Linked DNA regions of Mus musculus: regions 1 and 3 are each linked to region 2. A link is a loop called in an ENCODE intact Hi-C map of the cell type or tissue named here. Cell type or tissue: gastrocnemius. All regions are shown on one strand. Region 1 overlaps Ptprj (protein tyrosine phosphatase, receptor type, J). Region 2 holds the start of Ptprj (protein tyrosine phosphatase, receptor type, J). Region 3 overlaps Ptprj (protein tyrosine phosphatase, receptor type, J).

Region 1 (8,000 bases), 90 kb after region 2:
TGTTAGCCTACATGTCCCCACGCCCCACACTACCCTTTCACCCTGTGGATTTGATTTGTTTTCATTATATTTTGTGTGTTCCCTGAGTATGTGTGTGGTGTGCATGTGTGTGTGTATACATGCTCATTGGTATGTGGCATATATAGGTGTGTGTGGATAGAGGGCAGAAGTTGAGTTTCTATCTTCGTTGATCTTCTGGTATACTGAGGCACGGTTTCTCACTTGACCCAAGGGATGCCCCTGAGGCATCTCCTCAGCCTTTGACTTGTTTTTAGATTCTATGTGCAGCCAGACAGTCACTGTGCAGTGATGGAATGCTGTCTAGCTGTGGTCCTGTAAGATGAAGTTGACTGGAAAGCAGTACAGGTAGTCTTATACTGGCTATGTGACCTCCTGTGAATCTTGTGTTTACCCTGTTTCTTGTATTGAGAGGCCACATTGTGACCTACATCATCTACATTTGTGTGAAGGACACTTTATGGTGTCTTTACAACAGTGAAAAGCCTAACAGCCTTGTTCTTAGAATGTACTCTTACCTTTTAAGTATCAGGTGACCAGGAGTGGGATTGTAAAATCTTTCTCTTCCTGCCAGTCTCTGTTTCTCTAAGTAACAGGCTTTCCTTTTTAAAGGCTGAACCTTCATCTCTTTCTCTTTCCATCTCCTCTTTATTCATTTATCCACTTGGGTTGGTTCCTGTGTCGTGGCTGTTGTGGACACTGCTGCAGTATGAGCGGATTGCCATTATTAAGGAGGTTCCTTCCCAGCTTAGGACTCTCCTCCCAGGAATGTGCTGAGTGTGGACAGACACCTTTGGGATATTGTCCACATGATCTTCAGGCTTCTTTCAGTTACTTGATGCTGTGATTAGTGGCATGTATCTTGTTTTTAAACCAATGTATTCCTGAGGTAAATTGCCTTGGTTGTGAGACTGCTGCTTTTGGGCATCACAGATTTCTCCTTACTAACATTATTCTGAAAGGTTCGCATCTGTGATAGTGACGTAACTGATAGGTCTGTAACTTTCCTTTTTTCCTTTGTACTTCTTTTGGTATTGATATTATATAGCCCAAAGGATGAGGAAAAAATTCACCCTTAAAGTCTGCACGTAGGACGTGTAAGATTAGAGTGTGCACAAATAAAGAACTTTTCCAAGGAGACATTTTATGGTGTGTTTCAGGAACGCTATTAAATCTTTAATTTGATTCTTTATATATTCTTCATTATGTAAAACTTGTAATGTTGGCAGCCTTCCATGTGTTCCTTTACTCTGCCAGTTTCCCTTATCTTTATGACATCTCCAGGAATATAACCTCTGCTATTTAATAGAGATGAATCGTTAAATGGTTGTCGTTTACAGCGGCACATCCCTGCGAAGCAGAATTTTACTGATCTCATGCAACCAAATGCAATGCAGAAACAGGTGAAATGTATTGTTAGTTCATTGTCAGTGTTTTATAGACAGAGGATAGTCTGTAACAAAATACTACAGGCTTGGAGCTTTTCAGTTAGAAAAGGGTTTGCTTTGCAAGCCTGAGTTAGGATGCTTAACACTCACCTAAGAAGCCAGTGTGGTGGCATACACTTGTAATCCCAGTGCCAGGGAGGCTGAGTTCAGTAAATTCTTGGGCCTCAATGAGTAGCTAGGTTAGCCTATGCTTTTTAATCTCAGGAGAGATTTTGGGAGGCAGAGGGGCAGAGGGGCAGAGGCAGAGGAGCAGAGGGGCAGAGGGGCAGAGGCAGAGGGGCAGAGGGGCAGAAGCAGAGGCAGAGGGGCAGAGAGGCAGAGAGGCAGAGAGGCAGAGGGGCAGAGAGGCAGAGGGGCAGAGGGGCAGAGAGGCAGAGAGGCAGAGGGGCAGAGGGGCAGAGAGGCAGAGGGGCAGAGGGGCAGAGGAAGAGGGGCAGAGGCAGAGAGGCAGAGGCAGATGGATCTCTGTGAGTTTGATGCCAGCCTGTTCTCTGTAGTAATTTCTATGCCGACCAGGAAGGACTACATAGTGAAATGCTACCTCAATCCAAAACCAAAACCAAAGCAAAGCCAACTGACCAAATAAACCAAAAATCCCAAAACCCCAAGGTGGCTGCTGCCTGAGGAATACCCAAGGGTTATTCAGCACAACACAAAATCAATGTGAAGCTCAAAAATGAAGCTTTCCCAATCTTGCTACCCGTTCCCTCTGATCTTGTTTTTTTTTTTTTTTTTTTTTTTCTTTTTCTTTTTCTAATATATACTCCATGGAGAGTACCTTGCCATTCTAAAGTGGAGCTGGGCAGCCACTGGTTGCTGATGGCTCCCGCAGCCCTGGCACTCTGTGGTGGAGCCCTCTTTCATTACGCGTCAAGGTGAGTGGGGCAAGCCTTTGACGGACTGTGGTTAGAGAAAGCCCAGCATTCACCAGCGTCACCGCTGACCCTGTCATCTCTGCTGAGCCGAGCAGGTGTGGCGTGAGCTCAGCTTCCTTTCAGCCCTTCCTTCTCCCTGGTGGGCCGTTGGCTCCTGAGTAAGATAGATACATGCAGTAGAAGAGCTGTTAATAGCATTTACTCTGTCTTAATCCTTTTTAATCCCATTCATATTTCAGAGTCTGAAACTTGGCAGGATGTCAGAAGCCACACTGTGAGCAGGGAAATTTTTTCTTTGAACAGCAGGAACCTAGTTTAAAAAATTCTCTAATATTTAGTTTGTTAAAACATAGAAGAGAAGGAAATTTCTCCTTAGATATCTGAGTGTCATTAAGAAGTCTTGCTAGGGCTTCATATTTTTTTCTAACGAATGACAACAATCAGTAGCAGGCTTAGTCATAGTGAGATATCTGTGGCATTGGCTTCCTGAGTGGAAAAATTACCAGAGTCAGTGGCTCTCTGTCCGATGTCACACCCATGGGGACTTTGGACCTCATTCTATTCCTGATGAGACATTCGCTTTCGTTTGGACTTGTCAGCCTTTTTGATTAATGGCTATTTCTTTGCAGATTTAATGCAAAAACATTGTGGAATTCTGGTAAAATCTAGGAAGACTTAGACTATGTTGAGATTTGTCAGATCTGGGACTGGGTAGGCATTTTCTTTCCTACATTTACTGCAGTGCATATGTGTATCGGAAAGCCAGATGTGGCCTGTAAGGAGCTTGGTTGCTGTGTGGAAGTCCTTCGTCATCCAGCCGCTCCTGAATGCTAGGTTTTGGATTGGACTTTGGGTCAGCTTCAGGGTAGTGAGGATGGATGCCCAAGAACATGTTGTCTTCAACTTCCTGGCCTTCCTCTTCCAAGTTCTGGCCTTTATTGGGCAGAGACGGGTCTTGTCTGGAGGGCAGCCCTGTCTGCCATTTGAATCCCAGCCCAGCCCTGGGGTGTGAGGGCTGGCAGGGAGGGGTAGGCAGGCCATTGTAGGAGAGAAGACTGGGAGCTCCTGGAGGAACAGTTAGGGTTGGAATCAGTTGTGTCTTTTAAAAATTTTACCCATTTTGGACTTGTCTGTGGAAGCAATTAGGGAGATCACAGGACCGTTTCTGATTCTTGATTCTGTGCAGTGTCTATTCAGAAAGATAGAAAACAGTCAACTGGAACAGGGGATTATTTGAGCACACACAGAGTCCTGTTGTCTCAGCAGCATGCCCTCAGACAATTTGCCTTTTAGTGAAGTTTAAACCCATGAAAGGAAATAAAAAGTGTTTTATTAGATGGCGAAGAAAGATGGACTGGGCTTAGGAGACTTTGGGAATTTTAGTTTTTTTTCTTTGTTAATGCCAACTTTGGAAGAGGGCAACTCTTTCTGTAATGCAATTTATTTGTACAATGTGGTAATTATTGCTAATAGTTAATAATTATCTTCAGTTGGACAAAATGTCAGAGAGAGAGAGAGAGAGAGAGAATATGAATATGAGGGAAACATTGCTGCTTCTGAAGAAAGGTGTACCTTACGCATGGGGCCTGCTAACGTTTATGAAGTGTCTGCTTTGGTGGATCTAGCTGGGTAGTCAGGCCAGAGCATTTCTCCATGAATATGCACAGACTGAACCTGTGGGAGCACTGAGGACTCACTGAACCTGCGGGAGCACTGAGGACTCACTGGACCTGCGGGAGCACTGAGGGAGGACTCACACACTTTTACTAAGCTGTTAAAGAGGCAGGGCAGAGACACCAACCCAATGGGAACTTGCATAACTGTTCCTTTTTTTTTTTCTTCTTTTTTTAAAATTTCATTTCCCTTTTCCTTTTTTACTGTGAAATACTGACTCATTCAGTTTGGCACAGTTCAGTGAAGTTTATGAACTAGGTATATGTCCATCATGCCTTGTTAAAAGTGTGGTTTTTTTTGTTTGTTTGTTTTGTTTTATGTTTTGTTTTTGTTTGTTTCTTGAGAGCACATAAAGCAAGCCAGGAGATGCACACGTGCTTCGTGGATGGATAGATGGTGCCAGTCACAGGCAGGGAGAGGGCTTACTATGTGCTGAGTAGCAGAGATCTGGGCTTTTTGACCTTGATATGAAAAATGTTTCAAGTTCTTAGTCAGGGAGGAAAAATCACTCTTGGTTTCAATTCCCGTGCAGGTCTATGGGGCTATATCTTAAAATATGCTGCTTTACTGGATCTTTCGAAGGGAGAACTGGACAGGTGCTCAGCAGCATACTGGATAGTTAAGGGGACCATGCCCTTTGGCCTTCCCCATCAAGACAGGCCCGACTAGGGCAGGAGAGATGGCTCCACAGTTCAGCCCACTTGCTGCTTTTGAGGAGGACTTGGATTCAATTCCCAGCAGACACATGGTGGCTCATAACTTTGCCTGTAACTCCAGTTCTAGGGATCTGATGCCTAGAACTTTCGGTGCTAGTCATACACACGGCGCACTTAAATACATGTAGGCAAACACACAGACACATACAATAAAAATAGATCATCTTAAAAACGAAAGCAAAACCCAGGCTAGCCTGATTGAAGGACAGCTGGAACCCACTGGGCAAACCTAGCCTATGTTCCAGAGAAGCAGGCCCTCCCTTTGTTTTAAAACCATTAAATTTTCTTCAGTTTATTTTGAGTTTTCCTGTCACAGCAGCCTCCAGTTCAGCCCGTTCGTTGGGTTCGTTGGGTTTGTTGGGTTCGTTGGGTTCGTTGGGTTGGGTTCGTTGGGTTGAAGCTGTCTCAGGTCCTGGGCTCTTTCCCTGATACACCACTCTTTCTCACCTGTGCTGCTGCAAGCCAGCTGCTCTCCCACTTTGCAGGGTAGGTGAGTGTCCGAGAGACCTGATCAAGTACAAGGTTCAGGCTGGGTGAAGGTGGGTAGGTCTGTCCCTTTGTTTTTGTTTTTTTTCTTTAAAACCATGTGCCACAGATGGTTTTGTTACTTATTAGAGTCTGACTGGGCTGGACCGACTGTCCAGTGAGACCAGGTCTTCCTGTCTGTCTGCTCCTTGGCGCTGGAAGAGCTGAGGCTGTAGAGGCTGCCGCAGAGACCAGCTTTTCATGGGTTCTGAGGATCCGAACTCAGGCCTTCTCATACTTTCATGGTGTTAAGAAAAAGAGATAGTTTCAGTGTCTCACACAAAGGAACATGCAAGCAAGCAAGCAAAAAAAAAAAAAAAAAGGTAGCTTGGCACTGCAGTTTCTCTTTGTGAAAAGGTTACACCACCACCCAAACCACAACCCAAACCAGTCTAGAGCTCATACTGGGGAGGTCTGTATTCTAATGCAGTGGGACAACTGTGTCTTTTCCCCATTGGCTGGGGCCTAACCTCAATGTCTTCCTTGATTGGCTAGCTTTAAAAGAATTCTGAGAAGAAATGAAGAAGGTAATTGTTGGTTGGCCATCTCGTGTGTGTGTGTGTGTGTGTGTGTGTGTGTGTGTGTGTGAGAGAGAGAGAGAGAGAGAGAGACAGACAGACAGACAGACAGACAGAGTCAGAGACACAGAGACAGACAGACTGACTGACTGAGGGGTATTTTGTGTAAGCCAAAATTTTATTACTAGGTAGGTTAGTTTAAAAGATTTACATAAAAGTTTTACAAGGTTGGGGAAGATTTATAGAGTATTGACCCTTGGTAGCTGCCTTTGATAGGCAGGAAAAAATAAACATTTCACACAATGGCAAGTACTATTGGGTCACCCTCTCCCCAGCCTCCCCTTCCCACTTCCTGTTCTTTATTGCCACCTCCATCCAGTATGTATGTATGTATGTATGTATGTATGCATGTATCCCTCTATCCAATATCAATCCAACTATGTATGTATGTATCTATTCAACTATCTATCTGTGTATCTACCATCTATTCATATACTTATCACCTATCTATCTTATCTATCAACTATCTATCACTTACCTATCTCATTCTTTTTTTGGCTCAGTTGCTCTCTTCGGTTCTTTACTGCTGCCCAGATCCATCCAATTTTAGTGCCTGGGCCCTTTTTCCATTTTCATCTTTTAAACCCACCTTCCTCCTTATTACCTGTTCACCCACCTGACAGCCAGTGCATGTTCTGTGGTAGGTGTGAACTTCAGGTGAATCTTCACCAAGAAGTGTCCAGCCAGACGGGCAGTGAGAATCCCTAGTGGTAAGAGTTAAGCACCAGGTGCTGGCATATCTGGGAAGGAAACCCTAGCTCTAGTGGGGAGAGGGGTTCTGTAAGGGTCAACGAAGGCTGTCTCATAGATCAGCCAGCCAGGATTGAGAAAGAGGGGCAGGAAGCTCTCACTTTCTAGGTAGTAGGGCTGGCTGGAGCCAGAGTTGGGACTGGCAGCTGGACTATTGAGGAATTTGAGGTATGTGAATAGCGGAAGGGGGCATGTGACATGTGAACTCTTCAGTTTATGTCTTCTTTGCTTTAAAGAGATGTTGGTTACATCTGTTGTTAGGGGAAAAAGTATTTCTGCTGAGAGGTTCAGAGGACAAAGTAGACAGTGGTAGACTGTAAAACACTGGATTTTGCCTAAGGCAAGGGAAGAGAAACCACAGTGATTATGCATTCCTTTGTCTCTCTCACTGACCCTTAAGCAGTTTGGGACTAGGGAAGGAAACTATGTCCTTTCTGTGAAGAGGGGCTGGTGGAAATGTGCTTTGGACTCAGGTTTGTTAGGCCTGCGTGAGCCTCTCTTTCCTCTACCCTCAACAGAGGCAGGCTGAGATAGATGATCTCTAAGGCTTGATTCCAGTATGACTGGTCATACATGTCTCCGTTGGTTGCCTTTGAAGCCCTGAAGTTGAACATGCCTGGTTTATCTTTACACCAAAAAAGGCCAGACCAGCTTTGCCCCAGGCCCTAAGGAGCTGGCGCTGTATCTCAGCAGAGGAAGTGAGTGAGGTTCTGGGAGAGGTGAACTGTGTAATAGTTTGTTCACAAGCTTGGAGCATATATACTGCCTTATGCTAAGGGCTAACAGAGAGGCTCAGGCTGTGTGTTGTTCAGAATCGTGGGGCTGCTGTGAGCCAGCAGCTCCGTGCACACCTGACCGCCCCCATCCTGATTATCAGGATTACTCTCTGCTGACACTAGGCTCACAGTTCAAGTCATTTTATCTCCCAGATACCCAGCATTCATTAAGAAAGGTGCTGTTTCTAATATCTCATCAGACAATTGGAAACCCAGACCAGCCTTGAGAGATCCAGAGTACTTTTTAAAATTGAGCTGAATTAGACAGTTATCCTTTCTCGAACATGCCTTGTGCCCGATAGCATTTCATTGACTTCTCTTGAGTGTTTGAGGAGGCTAAGTAGGGACATAAACCCTGTTTGCAGGTGAGAAGCTTGAGACTGGGTTCCGTGTAGGTAACTGTCAGCTCGAACCTACCCACAGGGATGCAGCCAGACTCTGGCTGCAAGTCTGTTTTTGTGGTTCTATCCAGGGCAAACGTGTGATTTAGGGCAGGACTAAGCCGACTATAGCCACTGCTTGTTTTTGCATGACCCATGGGCTAAGAATAGCTTTTACATTTTTAAGGAGTTGAGAGAAAAAGCAAGGAAAACTAATTTCTTTCTTTCTTTCTTTCTTTCTTTTTTTTTTTTTAAAGATT
Region 2 (8,000 bases):
ATAACTGGTTCTCTATCAACCATTTATTTTTATCTATCCATGTATCTCTTTGTAAATAATTATTATTAGAGACACGATACAGGTAGCTTAATAGAATTGTCTAAGCATGTTTGACAACAAGGAGTGCTCAAAGAGCTGGTTTAAAATACGAAGTCCCAGTATCACCCTATAGAGTTTTAAGGAAAGACCCAGTTGCCCCTCCAACCCCAGTCTTGCCAGTGTCTCCTCCTTCTTGTTCTGGTATTTTTATGTGCCTGTCCCTATAGTCAATAAAACTTTAGCCTTTGTGTGAAGGGGAAATGATAGAAAAAAGGTCCATTAGCATTATACTGTATATTCTCAAGGCACATGTATATATTGAACTTTGTAAAATAGATTTATTTCTGAAAAGCTGTTTTGCAAACAGAATATGGTATGAGTGTGTGTGTGTGCTTGTACATATGAGTGTATGTATGTGTGTTGTCTAGGTATATAATTAGTGTCTTATTTTGCTATTCAAAGGCATGCACTTAGTTTAATTAAGTAAGTACAACAGGAATGACTGCTATTTGCTGTGAATGCAATGATGAGCAAGACACAGGCCCTGTCTTTGGGCAGCTTACTTAGCTCCACGAGGACGGCAGTCAAATAGACAGAGGGGATCTAGCTCAGCTGCTAGGGTGCCTGCCTAGCATGCATGGAGCTGTGGACTCAGTCCTCAGCAGTGCATAAGTGGGGTGTGGTGATGCATGTTTACAGTCCTGGCACTTAAGCATAGAGAGAGGAGGATCAGAAGTTTGAGGTCATTCTTCAGGTATATTTGAAGTTAGGGGTCAGCTTGGGCTACCTGGGACCTTTTTATAAAACAAAACAACTCCATAAATTCAAAACTGTGGTTAAATAGAATTAAGCATTGGCAGCTATGGTTCACAGAAGACAAGTATATAACACCATTCTAACTGCAAAGAGAGACTGTGGTATCCCTTTGCCTAGGGAATGATTCTTCCCTAGTCTGTCTTTGCAAAGAATCCATGTTCCCCATCAGGTAACCACACATTTTAAGAGCCCCAGCTCCTACAATGTACTGAACATGCTAGGCATCGTGAAGATGCCACAGAGTAGGCAGAGGAGATGAGGTCCCGCCCACAAGGAGTTTCCAACTAGCACTGTTCAGGGTTCATTTCTCATACAGAGTATCAGTTCATCTTGATTTGTTTATTATGCACGTATTAACCCCTTCTCAGAGAAGGCTGTTAGTTCTTAAACGGTCACTACCTCTTAAATGGGGGCATACATTCTACCCAGTAGGAAATCAAAGGGCATGCAGGAGTTCATACCCCTGTTGACAGAACCAAGATGTGAATCTGTGGCAACTGGGATGGTGCAAGGTCTGTGAGGATCAGGGGCAGGTACAGTTCTATTAGCATTATAACTCCTTTCCTCTGGGCACCATGGAAGGTGCTTTATTTATTTATTTGTTTATTTTTATTTTTTAATTTTTTTGAGATGAAGTCTCTTTATGATGTTACCCCAGCTGTCCTGGAAATCACTCTGTAGACCAGGCTGGACTTGAATTTACCTCCTCCTGTTTCTGCCTCCTGATTGCTGTGACTAAAGCTGTGTGCTACCATGCCTGGCTGGTGTGAGTGCTTTTAAAAAACACCTGTTTCTGCCTCAAGAAGAGTGAGGCAGGGAGGAACATAACTCCTGTGGGCTGTGATAACCAGATAGTGTTTAATCAAATGCAAAATACCAGAGGACAGGTGCAGCCCCTTTCCCCTCTGTTCTCTGCGTGAAGCTGGGACTCTGAGGCCCAAGGGATGCCTAGAAGCAGGCTGGACACCTGGTGGTCTACATTCCAGTTCTCATAGGGTCCAGACTAGATTCACTTCACTATCTTGGCTGCTCAGGTCTTCCCAAATAGAACGCTCCTGTTTCTCTGTTTCTCAGAAGGTCAAGGTTGAAGAATCTGCCTTCTGATTTTTTTTTTTTTTTTTTTTTTTTTTTTTGCCAAGTTGCTCCCACTTCCTGCCACACTGCTCCCCTCTCTCTGCCCGGTGAAACCCAACCATCCATCAAAGCCCAGCTCAAGTGTCACCTCTTCCTTTGGTCAGAATCAGTCTTTCCCTCCCTAGCATGCCTTGGTTTGGTACTGTCTGTCATTACTTCTAGGTGCAGTAGATAGAGCTCTTTGGTTTCCTCTCGTGAGCCTGGGCACAGTAGCAGTATTCGTGGTAATTTGTAACTCCTTTCAGATCAGGACTTGTGATGACAGCTGCCAGATGGGCTCACCTTATGTCCCACCCTCTTTGGGACTTTACCCATGATCTCATTTAATCGCCAGGCAAGTCTCGGTAGACAGGTACCCGTAGTATCTTCCTGTTACACAGGAGCATAGAGTGGTCAAGAGAGGTGAGGCATCTCTCTCCAAGTCACACAACCAGGATTACACAGTTAGTATATAGCACAGCTGGGCTTGCCATATGCCACAGCTGGGGCTCTAATCACTGGACCAGCTTCTGTGCAGGCTCTCTGACTTCCTGGCCCAGCGTCTGGGGAGAGAACAGAATACATGGTGTGCTTCCAATAGTTTCGGGGGGTTCACCCACACCCTCCCCCAAAGCCCACCCACGGGCCAGGCTTCACCAGATTGCGGTCTAGAAGCAAGCACGACTGTGACCTGGGCAAGAGGCACGCTCAAGCCAGAGCCAGGGAGGGAGTCCCAGGCTGAAGAGTCCCTACTGACCCATCCATACTAGCTCGTGGCTCTGGAACAGTGGAGCAGCGTCCCGGGTCCCGAGTCCCAGGAATGTGGGAGGGCTAGGCGGACAGGGAGGGGGCGCTTCCTCCGGCCGCGGGAGGGGAGACGCCAGAGCGTGCACCGGGCTCGCCACCGCCCACTCCCCGCCCGCCGCCAGCTCGCTGGGGGCGGGGGCCGCGGCGAGAGGGCGGCGAGGGGCCGCGGAGCACGGCAGCGGCCGGCCCGCCCGAGCGGGAGGAAGCGATGAATATTCAGAGGGGGAGGGGAAGAGAGGGGGCCGAGCGCTCGGCGCGGCTCCCTGCAGCCGGAGCCGCATGACGCGCGGAGGAGGCAGAGGGAGCAGCCGGGGCCGCGGGAGCCGGGAGCTGGGAGCCACGCGCGGAGGGTGGGCGCCGCTCGCTCCGCCCCGCGAAGCCCCTGCGAGTCTAAGGCCGCGGCCGCTCCGCGCCAGGCGCGCTAGGCTCCGCCGTGTGGCCGCCGCCGCCGCCGCTGCCATGTCCCCGGGGAAGCCCGGGGCGGGCGGAGCGGGGACTAGGCGGACCGGCTGGCGGAGAAGGAGGCGGAGGCGTCGGCTGGAGACGGAGACGAGGGCGCCCGGCTTCGGGCACACGGCGGGGCGCGTCCCGGGCACGTTCCAGGGCGCGCAGGGCATGAAGCCCGCGGCGCGGGAGACGCGGACACCCCCGCGCTCGCCCGGGCTCCGCTGGGCGCTGCTGCCGCTGCTGCTGTTGCTACGCCAGGGCCAGGTAAGCTCTCGAGTGGGCCTGGGCGTGTGGTAGGAAGACGCGGGCCGAATTGGCATCGCCTGCACCTGCCCGGGTGTCACCCGTTCCAGGAACACCCGGCGAGGGTCTGAGAGATCGTGGTCCTGGGAGCCTTCCTCCTGGAGGAGGCTGGCAGGGATCTTGGCCAGCCTCCTGCTCCCGCCACTCAGCCCCTTCCCTGGCTCCCGGGTGCCAGGGGAAGGGCAGGATTCCGGGGTCCCCAGGGTGTCCCCCGCCGTGCCCGTTGACTCTTCCATAGAAGCTCCCGCATGGGCTGCAGGCGGCGGTGGCCCGGCCTTTCCCGGAGCTGGTCACGTCTGGCCAGCGCGGGCCCTGCTTGCGCGCCCGAAGCGGCCGGAGGGGGCGTGTTTGCGGAGGGCTGTGGATGCGGAGCAGGGACGGCCTGGCTGAGCCGAGGCCGACCTACGACCCGGCCTGGAGGGGCACGAGGGCTTGGACAGAAGGGCAGTGGCGGTGGCCGGGTGCTTGGGGACAGGCCCTGGCGCTGGGCGGTGGGCGAAGCGCCGGACTCAGAACCGAGGGCGCTTTTTGTGGGGGAAAGTTCCCAGCCTTGCCAAGGTGGCCGCTCAAAGGCGTCCCTTGAGGCTGCTGGCTCTGTTCTCATCATCGCTCCTGAGATAGTGCTGGCTTTTCTGGGTGTGCATTCGTGCTTTGTGGGCGCTAGCTATACCCCTCCCCTCCAGACTTTTCTTTTCTTTCTTTTTTTTTTTTCCTTGCTTCACTTTTTTTTTTCCGATAATGGTGGGACTCGAATTTTGGATCTTTTCTCTCAGTGGTATTTTCATGGCAGGGGATGTGATGCAAGGCAGCTGGGGGGACATTCCCATTTTGCAGATAGGGAACTGAGGGAGAGAAGTGAAAGAGTGGAATCACCCAGCTGGTGCTGCGGGAGCTGAGCAAGCGAGTTCTGCCTCACAGCCTTCTGGGAACTGGCTGTGGTCTTGAACTCTGCAGCTGAAAGTGGCCTGGAGGATGCTCTTGTCTTGCTTTTTGCTAATGAAAGTCTCACTTGCTTTATAGGTACCAGCTCTAAACAGACAGTGAGACACAAATGAAGCATAGGCTGGGGATGGAAACTGACTTTGAGAGAAAGCTTTGCACACACACAGACACGGGAGGGAGGGAGGGAGGGAGGGAGAGAGAGAGGGAGAGAGGGAGAGAGAGAGAGAGAGAGAGAGAGAGAGAGAGAGAGAGAGAGAGAGAGAGAGAATGAGAATATGAATTGTTCTAGAGGAAACATAGGCACTGGGGCAGCAGAGCAGGCGGGCAGAAGAAGGGAGCCTGAGTCTGGGCCTGAACTAATTGTCAGCAAGGGTAACTTATAGTTTCTAAAGCAGGATTTGCACAGGACTCGTGGTGTTGTCCCCAGCAAATAATTCTTTACTGGACTGGGTAAGAGCTGAGTCTGAAGAAGAACCAGAGTTGATTTTGCCCCTTTTCCCCAATTCCATCTTTAGCAAAAAGCATCTGCAGGAATGGGGGAGGGGACACACCATTTCATAGTAGAATTGTTTGAATGGCTTCCATTGAAGAGTGAAAGAATTTTGTAAATATATATTATATATGTACACCACTTTTCATATAAAGCCTTTTCAGATGGGATTGGGGATTTATTGGGGAACATTGTGGATGGGCTGTCTTCATCCTTTCCCTGTAGGAAATTCATGCACAGCAGTCTTTGACGTTAAAGAAAAAGAACTGCTTCTTATTTGAAGTTCCCCTTCTCCAAGAATTCGCTATGCAGACTAGGGTGGCTTCAAGCTCATTGAGATCTGTTTGCTTTTGTGTTCCATGTACAGGATGGTGTGGTCTTGAAATTCTCTTGAACTAAAATTTATATTATAGAAACATTTGAGCTACATTTCTCTTTAGTTTAATTTGATTATACATATGTATATGTATGTATCTGACTTTTGTTTCAACAATAGTAGAAGTTGCAAGCTGTGCTTTGAATCAGCAAAAAGTATCTTGGGTAAATTTATCTCTTGCCCAATCCTTCCTTGTGTTTCTTTAGCACATTGCTACCCTCCGCCTGCCTTGGGTTTGCTTATTTCCTTCCTCTAGTTTGTTCTGTAGAAACTCGAGAGTCCTGTCTTCATATTCTTGTTTTTGTATTTGTTACAAAATAGGAAATATAAAAGGTTTCATGAAGAAATATCTCCAAAAACAATCCTTTTCAGCAGTTTCATTTTGATATGGACTCTTGCAGGGGATCGGCACCTTCTCTCTCTCTCTCTCTCTCCCTCTCTCTGGTGCTGGGGATGGAACCCAGGGTAGGGGATGCGCTCTACCACCAAGTTACATTCTCAGTTTTAGAGAAGCCCTGCGCTTTTGAAGTGACTCAGAGACTGTGTCAGGGGCAGATAGGATGGGTCATTGAGTAAGAGTTCTTGCTACACAAACATGAGGATCTGAGTTCAAATCCCTAGGGCCAGTGTAAGATGTGGAGTGTGGTTGTGTGTGCCTGGAACGGGCATACTCTGGGGTGTGGAGACTCACTGGGGCTTGTTGGCTGCCCAGGAAGAGACCCTGTCTGAAAGGAATACGATTCTGTGTCCTCTGCCCAGTGCAAGCACAGGCATGTGTATCCATACACATGTACATATTATACTGAAAACACATAGACCCTTATCCTCAGCCTCCCCCCCCTTTAAAAATAAGCTCCCCTCCTTTTTTTTTTTTTTTGGACAGGGTTTTTTTTTTTTTTTTTTTTTTATGTTGCCAGCCCTGGCTGGTAGAACTCATTATATAAACCAGGCTGCCCTTGAACTCACAGAGATCTGCCTGCCTCTGCCTCTCAAGTTTTGGGATTGAATTTGAGCACCAGCATGCTTGGTGCTAGCTCTGGTGGTTGAAGACAGCTCCAGCCCTTCAAACCTCTTAGATGAGGACATTGGACTTGAGAGAAGAGGTTATTTGGCAAGATAGGATTATAAAAAAGCCAAGAGTAGAGCTTGAGTTACCAGTCTGGGCCTAGGCTTTTTGGCTGTGTTTTCTCTTCGAGCACAGTGCTGTGTTACTGTATGCCCCAAACTGCTTACAAATTGAGTTTAAGAGTCAATTAGAGCAGGCTTACAATTATCTCCAGCTCCAGGGGCTCTGACCTTCTCTTTTGATCTCCACAGGCACCAATACAAATGTGACAGACAGTCACATAGTTAGACACACATACACATCAATAAAAGAAAAATAATAAATCTTTTAAAAGTCAATTAGATTTGAAATATTTTTGATTTGTGTGTGTGTGTGTGTGTAGAAAGTAAGAGGGAACTTCTTTGATGGCTTCCCTAATGTTGATTTTTCTTTTCAGAAGAGGCTTTCTTATTTATTATAGTACAAGCAACAGAAATGGGGAGGGAAAGAAAGGAAAGGGAAAAAAAGGTCACAGAAAAGACCCAGCTCTGTTTGGACACCGATGAGGACAGGGCGTGGAAGCTGGAAACTGAGATGCCGGAAGCATCAGTACTTAGTAGGCCCGGAAAAGCCATTTTTGAAACTAGCATCTCACTCCCTTTCTCCAAGACAGGACGGGCAGTCAGAGATGACCCTAGTGCAAGGACTTTCATGGGTGTGCTATCTTAACTGGTCCATTTCTGAGTGCATTCGTACTCTCTAGTTTTGGTTTATGTATGTATTAGGCAGTGTGGCAAAGTGATCTCTCCTTCCTCTCTTGAGACATATAGTCCTGTTAGGTTCCTTAATCAGCTTGACAGCAGTCTGTATTAAAATAGATGCTGATGATAGCGACAAAACAAAAACAACTGGTAGCCACTTGGTCTCACAGTGTTCCTTTTTGCTTTGTCTTGTGTCATTTGGTGGGTGATAACTTTGTATTTTTATGTCTTGTGGCTAATCTATAAGCCTGATTATTTTCCTGCTTCAACCAGAGTACACACACTAAATATTTTGGCTCCTCTTATAACTGCTTTTTAAGTTCTCACAGGAGTGACTTTATTTTTGTTTTGCTTCAGAACAACAAAGGAAAACCCAACCATTCTGTTTTGTTTGCAGACAGTTTAAGAAAACAGAGCAAATTGGTTTATGGTTAGTCTGTGACTTTGGGCTAACTTCAAGTTCAGCCCCAGGACAAAGATGACCAGGAATACCCAAGCTTTCCTGAGCAGAGAGAATCCTGGCTCCAGAGTGAGCAATTTTGGTCAGCAAAGAGGTTATTTAGCTCCTAAAAGTAATGCTTGAGGCTGGGGCCGAGTTTCTGGATGACTGTAGGCCTGGCTTTAGCCAGTGCATCACGAGTAATTACTTCTTAGTTCATTCACTTCTTGGCCAGGGGAATTATTTTGAGTGGCGGATAAGATGCAATTTTCTGTGTATTTCCCTTTTAGCATCATGCCACCGATAATATTATAATTAATAGGTAGCATTAGGTGTGTCGGGCACTGTGTTAGGGCTTTTAATGAACTGTCTCATTTGGCCATTTCAGAAGTTCTGGTGGTAGCTGCTGCGCATGTTCTCAG
Region 3 (8,000 bases), 75 kb after region 2:
TTCACATGGAAAGCTCTCCTTTCCCTGCTGTAACTACGAAAAATCTGGCCATCCAGTCTGCATTTTGAAGGCCCTCTTGTCCATGAAACCTCTCAAGGTTTGTTCCCTGCCCCAACCCAGGTATACTCTTCTCTTCCTGACTCTGCTCTGTGGATGTGATTCAAATTCTGTCACCCACTTATGCAAGGAATGATATGGGTGTGTGGGCCATGTTCCCAGAGCCCCATGATGTGAGATAGGAGATCTCTAACTTGCACAAGATGATAGAAACAGTATTGATGGTGACCTATCCAGCACTTGACTGCAGCAGGTTCTTGCTCAGCATCTGACCTCCTCTGTCTCCCTCATGGGGAGGTCACTTTTGCTGTTGCATTACAGTCCTGTTACAGTTTGCCCTTTCTTTTCTTTTCTTTTTTTCCTTTAAAGATGTATTAATTTATTTAGTATATGTAAGTACACTGATGCTGTCTTCAGACACACCACAAGAGGACGTCAGATCTCATTACGGATGGTTGTGAGCCACCATGTGGTTGCTAGGACTTGAACTCAGGACCTTTGGAAGAGCAGTCAGTGCTCTTAAGCACTGAGCCATCTCTCCAGCCCCAGTTTGCCCTTTCTCTATTTCTCCAGAAGGCCCTAGTATAGTGCTTTGAACATTAAAGTTTTGCTGATAGTGAATAAGGTTGACCTGGACACAGTCATGGTGAAGGGTAAGTGGGTTTTCTCTACCCCCCCCCCCCCCACTTTCATGCTTGTGCTTCTGTCTTCTTCCTCTGTTTTTTAACTTCCATTTTAACCTCTTTTAGCATTGACAAAGCAGCAGGCTCACTTCAAAGAACTGACTTCAAAGCCCTCTTGGCGCAGAAATCCTGGCCACTGAAGCCTATAGGCGCTGGCCCTGTGGCCGCTGCATTTAAGAGGTTTTTTGAGTTCTATTTTTAAAGTTCTTCTAAAGGAAGGAGGGGAGGGTTACAGAAACATCTGCCTCTTTATAAAAGTCAAATATAACTGTGTAATTCCAGGAAAAAAATTAAAAAAATATTTTAAAGAAAGCAATTTTATGATTTGAAGAAAAGAACATTTTTTTTTTCTTTAAAAAGATCGCTTGTTCTTCCATGTCATAGTTACAGCATTTGGGATAGAATTACAGCCTTAGTTTGAATGCAGCATTTTCAAGATAGTTAAGCAGGATAACACAGCAGAATACTGGGCTAGAGTTGCAGGCTTTTATTATTTCTTTTCTTAAAAGAATTGCATTGAGAGAGAGAATGGGGGGATGTGTCTGTCTGTCTGTCTGTCTGTCTGTCTGTCTGTCTGTGTGTTTCTCTGTGTGTACATGCTATAGTAAGTGTTTGGAAGTCCAAGGACAGTTTGTAGGGATCAGGTCTCTTCTACCATGTGGGTCCTGGGTATTGAATTCAAGTGGTTAGGTTTGGTGGTGAGCATCTTTATCTCCTGTTAGTGGCTCTTTCTACATTTTTCTGTGAAGCCCTCAACTGAGAGTAGTTTTTGCATCTTTAAATGATTGAAGCAAAATCCAAAGAATGTATATTGTGACATATTATATGAAATTCAAACATCAATGTTCATAAAGTTTTTTTGGAACACAGCCATAGTTACTTATTTGATTTGTCTGTGGCCTGCAAAGCTAGGTTATAGACTATATGGTTCTCTACAGAAATAGTTGTTGACTCCTGGGATTGACATTCAGGGTGAATGAAAGTATGAATGGGCAGGGAGAGGCAGGCAGAACCAAAGAACATTTCAGAGGAAATGCACAATGGGAGTTTTCTTTTCTGATGGGACTCCTTGTCTTGATGTTGGTGTTCCAGTGGGGGCATTGCTAGAGTGTGATGTATGAGTTTAATCTCAGAGTAAACCCCATTCATTACCCGGCTGGTTCAGGCTCCAGTGCTAATCTCATGGCATGATGCAGGGCCATTTGCTGGTGCAGCACAGTATAAATAGGCTTATGGTGAAGTTCAGAGGCCCACTTCTGGCTGGGTGAGGCTGAGGGGAGTAGGCAGCTGTGTTCTATAGAAAAGGCTGGAAGAAAGAAATAGCTGGAGAGGCTCTGAGGAGGCTCTTTTCCACCCAGCTGCGCCTTCTCAAGGGTGTGTTTGTTATGACCTAAGAAGTTGGAGCTCTCTGTTTCTGGCTGGTGTTGATTCTTCACTGCCTTTAGGGGGATTGACTGAGAGCCCTGAGTAAGGAGAAGGCTGGGAGGTCAGCTTCCCTCCTGTCTCATGCCTGCCTCTGGGGATCCGTATCCAGAGATTCTGATTCTTTGGGGAAAGACACAAAGATGAAGCAAGGTATATTGTGAGGTCTAATCAGGACAAGGCATGGCCGTCACTGAGTGTGGGTGTCCTGATCAAGCATCCCCAATGCCATGGTCAGAGGAAAGCATCTCATCAGCCCCAGACTGTACTTCTTACAGCCCGTAGAAAAGCAGAGCCTCACTGTAGAAGAGATTTTAAAGAGGCAGCCTCTCGTGCAGGAGAGGAACTAGAGGCGTAAGATGGACACACTTACCTGCTAGTTCCTATGTGGAATCAGTTTCAGGCTTTAATTATACACACACACACACACACACACACACACACACACACACACACAGAGAGAGAGAGAGAGAGAGAGAGAGAGAGAGAGAGAGAGAGAGAGAGAGAGAGTGTTAGTTAGTTTCTGGGAATCTAATCCAGGATTTACCTGTGCATTCTACCATTGAACCCCAAATTCTTGTTTTCTATGCACCCATCAAACATGTATGCGCACCTGTGAGAAATTAGGAGGTCAGTAGGTTAGATGAGGACCAAGCCAAAGGCAGTGCTAAAGTCAGCCAAGGGAAGGAGCGATTGTTCTTGGTCTCAGCTCTGAGCTCCTCTCTGTGGTAAAGCTATCCTAGCTCTAGAGGCAACTTAGTCTCTCCTATTGTTGAGTCCTGGTGATTTCTAGCTCTTTACACTGTGTTGTCTTCTCTAGGCCTGAAGGTGATGAGCAAGTGACATTTATTTTTGTATGTCTGCTTCATTATGTGGAAGACTTGCAGTAAACGTTGGATGAATGGATGTGGTGAATAAATATAGACCCAGATTCTCAAACTGTTCTGGGGAAAAAAAAATTGCCTAAGGAGCTCGTTACAAATTCACTCTTTTGACTCTTTGGGACCCCAGCATCTGAATGTTCATGCCCAGGTGTGTTTCTGGGTGCGGGTGGTCCGTACACCATACTTACAGCAACTCTGGCACAGGTGCCAAGCCTTCTGGAGTAGAGGCAGGAACAGAACATTAAAAATAGCTCTCCATTCATCTGCTCATGCTCAGTGGCCAAGCGCCCCCTCCTGCTGGCGTCAGGTCCGGATGTGGGCCAGTTCTCAGCCCAGGGGAAATGAACAGTGTCTTCTCCGAGGTGCCCAGAACACTCTGAGTCAGTGGACTGCACTGGCCAGTCAGGCAGAAGGGAGCTTCCACTTCTTTGTAAACCTTGGTGGGAACCGAGTTGGCACAGCGAATGGGGAGGAGAGGAAGTGCCATGTGGGGCTTGGGGTTGGCCAAGGTTTCAGGACTGGATGTGCTTTGGGTGGCTGCTCAGGCTGTTGCTATATATGCAGTTTCCTCTCTAAATAGTAACTTTCCCTACTGGCTTGTGTGTTGGTTGGTGACCACAAATGCATGGCTGCTGTTCAGGAGGCTCCTGGGATGAGAGGATGGGGCTGGGTGGCTGTCAGGGCTTCAGAGGAAAGACAAGATTGCTGGTGTCTCCTGTCACTGACTCATGAGGAGATCTGGGAGGTGTGGCTTTTCTGTGCCCCAGGCTTACTTTTCCATCTGTCAAATGGGTGATTTAAAGGGACAGAGTGATAGTGTTGATCTTCAGGAAGGGATGTTTGCAGGCCGGTGTTCTGACTAAGTCCAGGGCTGTGTGTTAGCCAGAGACTGCAGATGGACTTTTAGAGTTAACCCTTTCTGGGCACACATGGCTCGTCATGGTATGGGTGCTGGTGAGAACAGCAGCACAAGAAGCTGAGAACTTGGTCATTTTTTCCCCCTTACTCCTTAGATCTGTTCCAGCCACAGTAGGGTTTCCATAAATAATTATAGAGCTTAGAGCTCCAAAGAGCAGTGATTGCCAAGTGCCAGCCCCATTTCTTTCTTTGCTCTTTGATGGGCTTGGCATGATGCATAGGGTGTATGAGGAGCAGGGGCTTTCAACATCGCATCCATTTCCCCCTTTTCCTTCTTGATCTCTTCCTGCTGTACTTCCTCCTCCTCTTTGTAGTGCTGAGGATTGAACCTAAGCCAGACATACTTAGCAAGAGCTCTGCCACTGAGCTGTAGACCCCAGCCCCTTTTATTGGCCTTTTTTTTTCTTGCCTTTTCTTCTCTTTACATGGAGAAATACTAAAGGCCAAGACAAGGATAAAAGTCTGTGTGCTAGAGTAAACCGTGTGTTTCTTTCTCTTCTCTTCTCTTCTCTTCTCTTCTCTTCTCTTCTCTTCTCTTCTCTTCTCTTCTCTTCTCTTCTCTTCTTTCTTTCTTTCTTTCTTTCTTTCTTTCTTTCTTTTATTGAACTTTACCCTGTAGCTGAGGCGATCCTTGAACTCATGATCCTCAGCCTCCCAGTGACTGGGAATTTTAAGTTTGTTGAAGTTTAGTTTCCTCATCTGTGAAGTAGGTAAGCAGTAGCCTTCTTGTGGCGTGTCTGCCAGCCAGTGCGTATGAGCCTTCTCTGCAGTGCATGGGTTGCAGAGGTGAGAGGGGGAGGATGGAGGGGGAGTGCTTGGCCCTGGGGGTTGACAGCCTCTGAGTGAGGAGACCTCTGAGGCTTACATCTCTTACAGCACTGGATGGGGATGCAGCCTCAGTAGTGAGCACTGGCAGCTCTCTTAGGGGCAGTTCACCCTGCTCTACCCCCAACTCCACAGCATTTTGGTAATAAAAATAAAAAAAAATCCATATTTCATGGTGAAAGTTTTGAAATAGCAAGGCTCAGGTTGGCTGATTTGGGTTCCCAGGAAACCACACCTCCTGTGTGCAAATGCCCGATAACAGTGTTTGGTTTTTTTCCACTCAGCACCTGATGTGGAAGAGTACATCTACTTATTTGTTTGTGTGCAGTTGGTTTCTGTTTGAGAGCCCTCTTTGCTTTAGTCACTGCTGAACTCCTGGCATCCAACCTAGAGTGGCATCTTGGTGGGATGAACAAATGGGCATTTACATTCAACAGGCATAAGTGGTTCTGTAAGGGTGGTTCTGGGAAACTTGCAGGTTCCTGAGACCCTTTTGGGAGCCTGCAAGATCCTAAGTATTTTCAGAATGATAGTAATTTGTTGTTTGTTTCTTCTTAATCTCTCCAACATGAATCTTGGTGAACTGGTATTTTCCAAGCAACCAATGCTTGATGACAAAGTCTTGTAGGGTAAAGAGCTGTTTCAGAGTGGAGCAGATACACTATAAATATAAGCAGTTGTAAATTTATCAGTTACCAAACTCAAGGTGCAAGAGATACAGAGAAGGATGGATTTTCATATGAAAAGCTCATAGATACAGTCTTGGCTTTCACAACACAGCTAATGGTCTACTTGTTGAATTACAGTGTGGCACCAAGAAAAATGCCTATATTTATCAAAAAGCCCATAGAGGCCCTCATTTTACCAGAGCCAATGATTGCCTCATAGTTTACCTACCCACCAAACTGCTTGAAACAGTGAATGAAGAGGCAGATATGAGAGCCAGGCGATTCCTTGAGTATAAACAAACTATGAAAGAGAATTTCGAAAATCTTATATTGTCATTATGCTAATTTTTTTTGTATTGGAAAATATAAATTTTCATAAGATGATTTATGCTAATGTGATAAGTTTATTATAAACAAAAGCTTTTTGAAGGCCTAACCATTTCTCTAATCACCATGGGGTTCCCAGGCTAAAGTGTTTAAGAAGCAGTGGTGGGGACAAGTCAGAGGATTATGGAAGGGACTGCAGTGGTGATGTAGATGGTGCAGGATTCTTTTCTATGTGGGTGATGAGTCTTTGTATCCCTATGTTGGAAGAGGGCTGATCTCTCTGCCTTTCTAGCCTTGTAGGTTTGGGCAGATGCTGTCTCCATGTGTGCTGAGAGTCAGTCCAGCAGCCTGGGTTGGAACAGTGTCTTGGTTTCCACCATCTCTAACATCTTCACACTGGCTTTTTGGAACTTTCTCCATCTGTTAGCTCTACTTGCCCCTTTGGGAGAGATCTGGGAGGACCAAGACAAAACAGGTTTCAGGGGAAGGTGAGGTGGAAGTGAGGGTTGCTTGAGATGGCAGCTTGTTGGGGACCTTCATGTTTGTCTCATGGGTTAGTGAGGTTCTGTCTTTGAGACCTAAGGCAGTAACTGGTGAACGTTCATATGTTCATTCTGGACCAAGACATTTCCAGCCTGTACCCTAGTGCTCTGTTTTCTTCTGCTGTAGCCTGGGGTGGCAGTGATGACCTTACCCAGGCTCTTTTCCTGGGGTTTATGCAACATCTTAGGTCCTTGGCTTGGGGCTGCCTGCCTCTCCTGACTGACTGGTTGGTCTGCAAGATGACACTGTGTGTTTATTTTAGTTGCTCCTTTATAACTTCCTGCTGCGCTTTGCAGAGCAGTGGAGTTTTAAAAAGGCTGTCTGTGTGTCTCCAACTGAGCCAGGGCATACACTCAAATCTGTTTTATTTCTAACCTCGAGACATTTCAGGGTTACTGTGTTCCTGGTATTTTTGCAAATCTTTGATAGAAAATGGGGAGGAGTTGGGTTGGGAGAATTAAATAAGCCAATTCCTGCAGTGCATTGATTATTTTTATTATAATTATCATTATTATTCTGATGAATGCTATTTCTCTAAAACAGCCCTGAGAGATGATTCGGACAACTCATGTAAGCTCATTCTGCAAGTGCTCTTCCTGTATACCAGGCACAGTTGCACATTGTATTTGTGAGCATTGCAATGTGTCGGAGTGTAGCCACTGTTCTGTAGCTGGGAAGAGACATCGTGATCAAGGCAACTCTTATGAAAGAAAGCATTTAAGAGACTTACAGTTTCAGAGACTTAGTCTATTATCATCATGGTAGGGAGCATGGCCGTATGCCTGGCACTGGGGCACTGAGAGCTACATCCTGGTGCCTGAAGGCAGGCAGACAGACTGACAGACAGAGACACACAGAGACAGAAAGACACAGAGACAGAGACAGACAGACAGAGACAGACACACAAAGAGAAAGACAGAGACAGACCAGATAGACAGACAGACAGAGACAGACATTGAGCATGGTATGGGCTTTGGAAACATCAAGGTCTACCCCCAGTGATATACTTCCTGCAACAAGGCCAAACCTACACCAGCAAGGCCATGCCTCCTAATCCTTTTTATTCTTTCAAATAATGCCACTCCCTGGTGACTAAGATCTCAACTATATGAGTGTATGGGGGCTGTTTTTACTCAAACTGCCACATCATGATTAGGAATGCCTGTGACAGAAGTTCCCAAACACTGGTTTGAAATGGATGAAAAGACTAGGTTTGAGCTTATGAAAAGTCCCAGTACTCATGAGGTAGAGGCAGGTGTGTTCAAGGCCAGCCAGGGCTACCTAGTGAGATCTTGTGGTGGAGAGGGACACGGACAGACAGCCACAGACAAACTGACTGTAGTTCTCAGGAAGGTAAATGTTACAGTTTAAAGGACCATCACGTCAGAGTGTGTCCTTCCTCCAGCAGATGACCACCTTCCAGTGGGTGGCCCTATACCCCGAGTATCTGGGCAGCATATTGGACTCTGGGGGATTATTAAAACCCCTAGAGGACATAAAGTTGGGAAGGGGTGGATCTGAAAGAAATTATGAGAAGTGGGAAATCAAAATACACTGTATAAAAACTGTCAAAGAATTAATAAAGCATATTAAAATGTGGCCTTTATTTGTGGGGAGCAAGTATTTACTTTTATTATTTTATATAAGACAATAGGTAGTTTTTCTTTGTGATT

What was found. A loop is a pair of places that touch in the nucleus more often than their neighbours do. Peaks named below come from ENCODE experiments on the same cell type or tissue, not always from the same donor. Only the 100,000 strongest peaks of a DNase experiment are listed, where the experiment ranks them.
Region 1: it touches region 2 in a loop (2.6-fold over the local background); 12 of 42 quality-filtered maps call a loop at or near these places.
Region 3: it touches region 2 in a loop (2.1-fold over the local background); 8 of 42 quality-filtered maps call a loop at or near these places.

Annotation. Positions count from the first base shown.
Region 1 is chr2:90,485,304-90,493,303 of GRCm38, reverse strand. All of the region lies in intron 1 of Ptprj (protein tyrosine phosphatase, receptor type, J), which reads left to right. Among named protein-coding and RNA genes, the nearest start is that of Olfr1274, 89 kb to the right of the region's middle. In gastrocnemius, no CTCF peak of the experiment used is centred here; DNase peaks (open chromatin) are centred at 2,435 and 3,328; H3K4me3 peaks cover 1,292 bases; H3K27ac peaks cover 2,221 bases.
Region 2 is chr2:90,575,642-90,583,641 of GRCm38, reverse strand. It overlaps Ptprj (protein tyrosine phosphatase, receptor type, J), which reads left to right and starts at 3,047. Exons shown (of 24, transcript NM_008982.6): 1 at 3,047-3,486. The coding sequence starts at 3,391. It overlaps Gm46752, which reads right to left and starts at 2,887. Exons shown (of 3, transcript XR_001783391.2): 1 at 2,726-2,887; 2 at 2,272-2,531. In gastrocnemius, a CTCF peak has its summit at 3,863; DNase peaks (open chromatin) are centred at 3,174, 3,560, 3,810, 4,411 and 1 more place; H3K4me3 peaks cover 2,953 bases; H3K27ac peaks cover 4,051 bases.
Region 3 is chr2:90,500,427-90,508,426 of GRCm38, reverse strand. All of the region lies in intron 1 of Ptprj (protein tyrosine phosphatase, receptor type, J), which reads left to right. Among named protein-coding and RNA genes, the nearest start is that of Ptprj, 76 kb to the left of the region's middle. In gastrocnemius, a CTCF peak has its summit at 3,352; a DNase peak (open chromatin) is centred at 3,402; H3K4me3 peaks cover 1,050 bases; H3K27ac peaks cover 5,476 bases.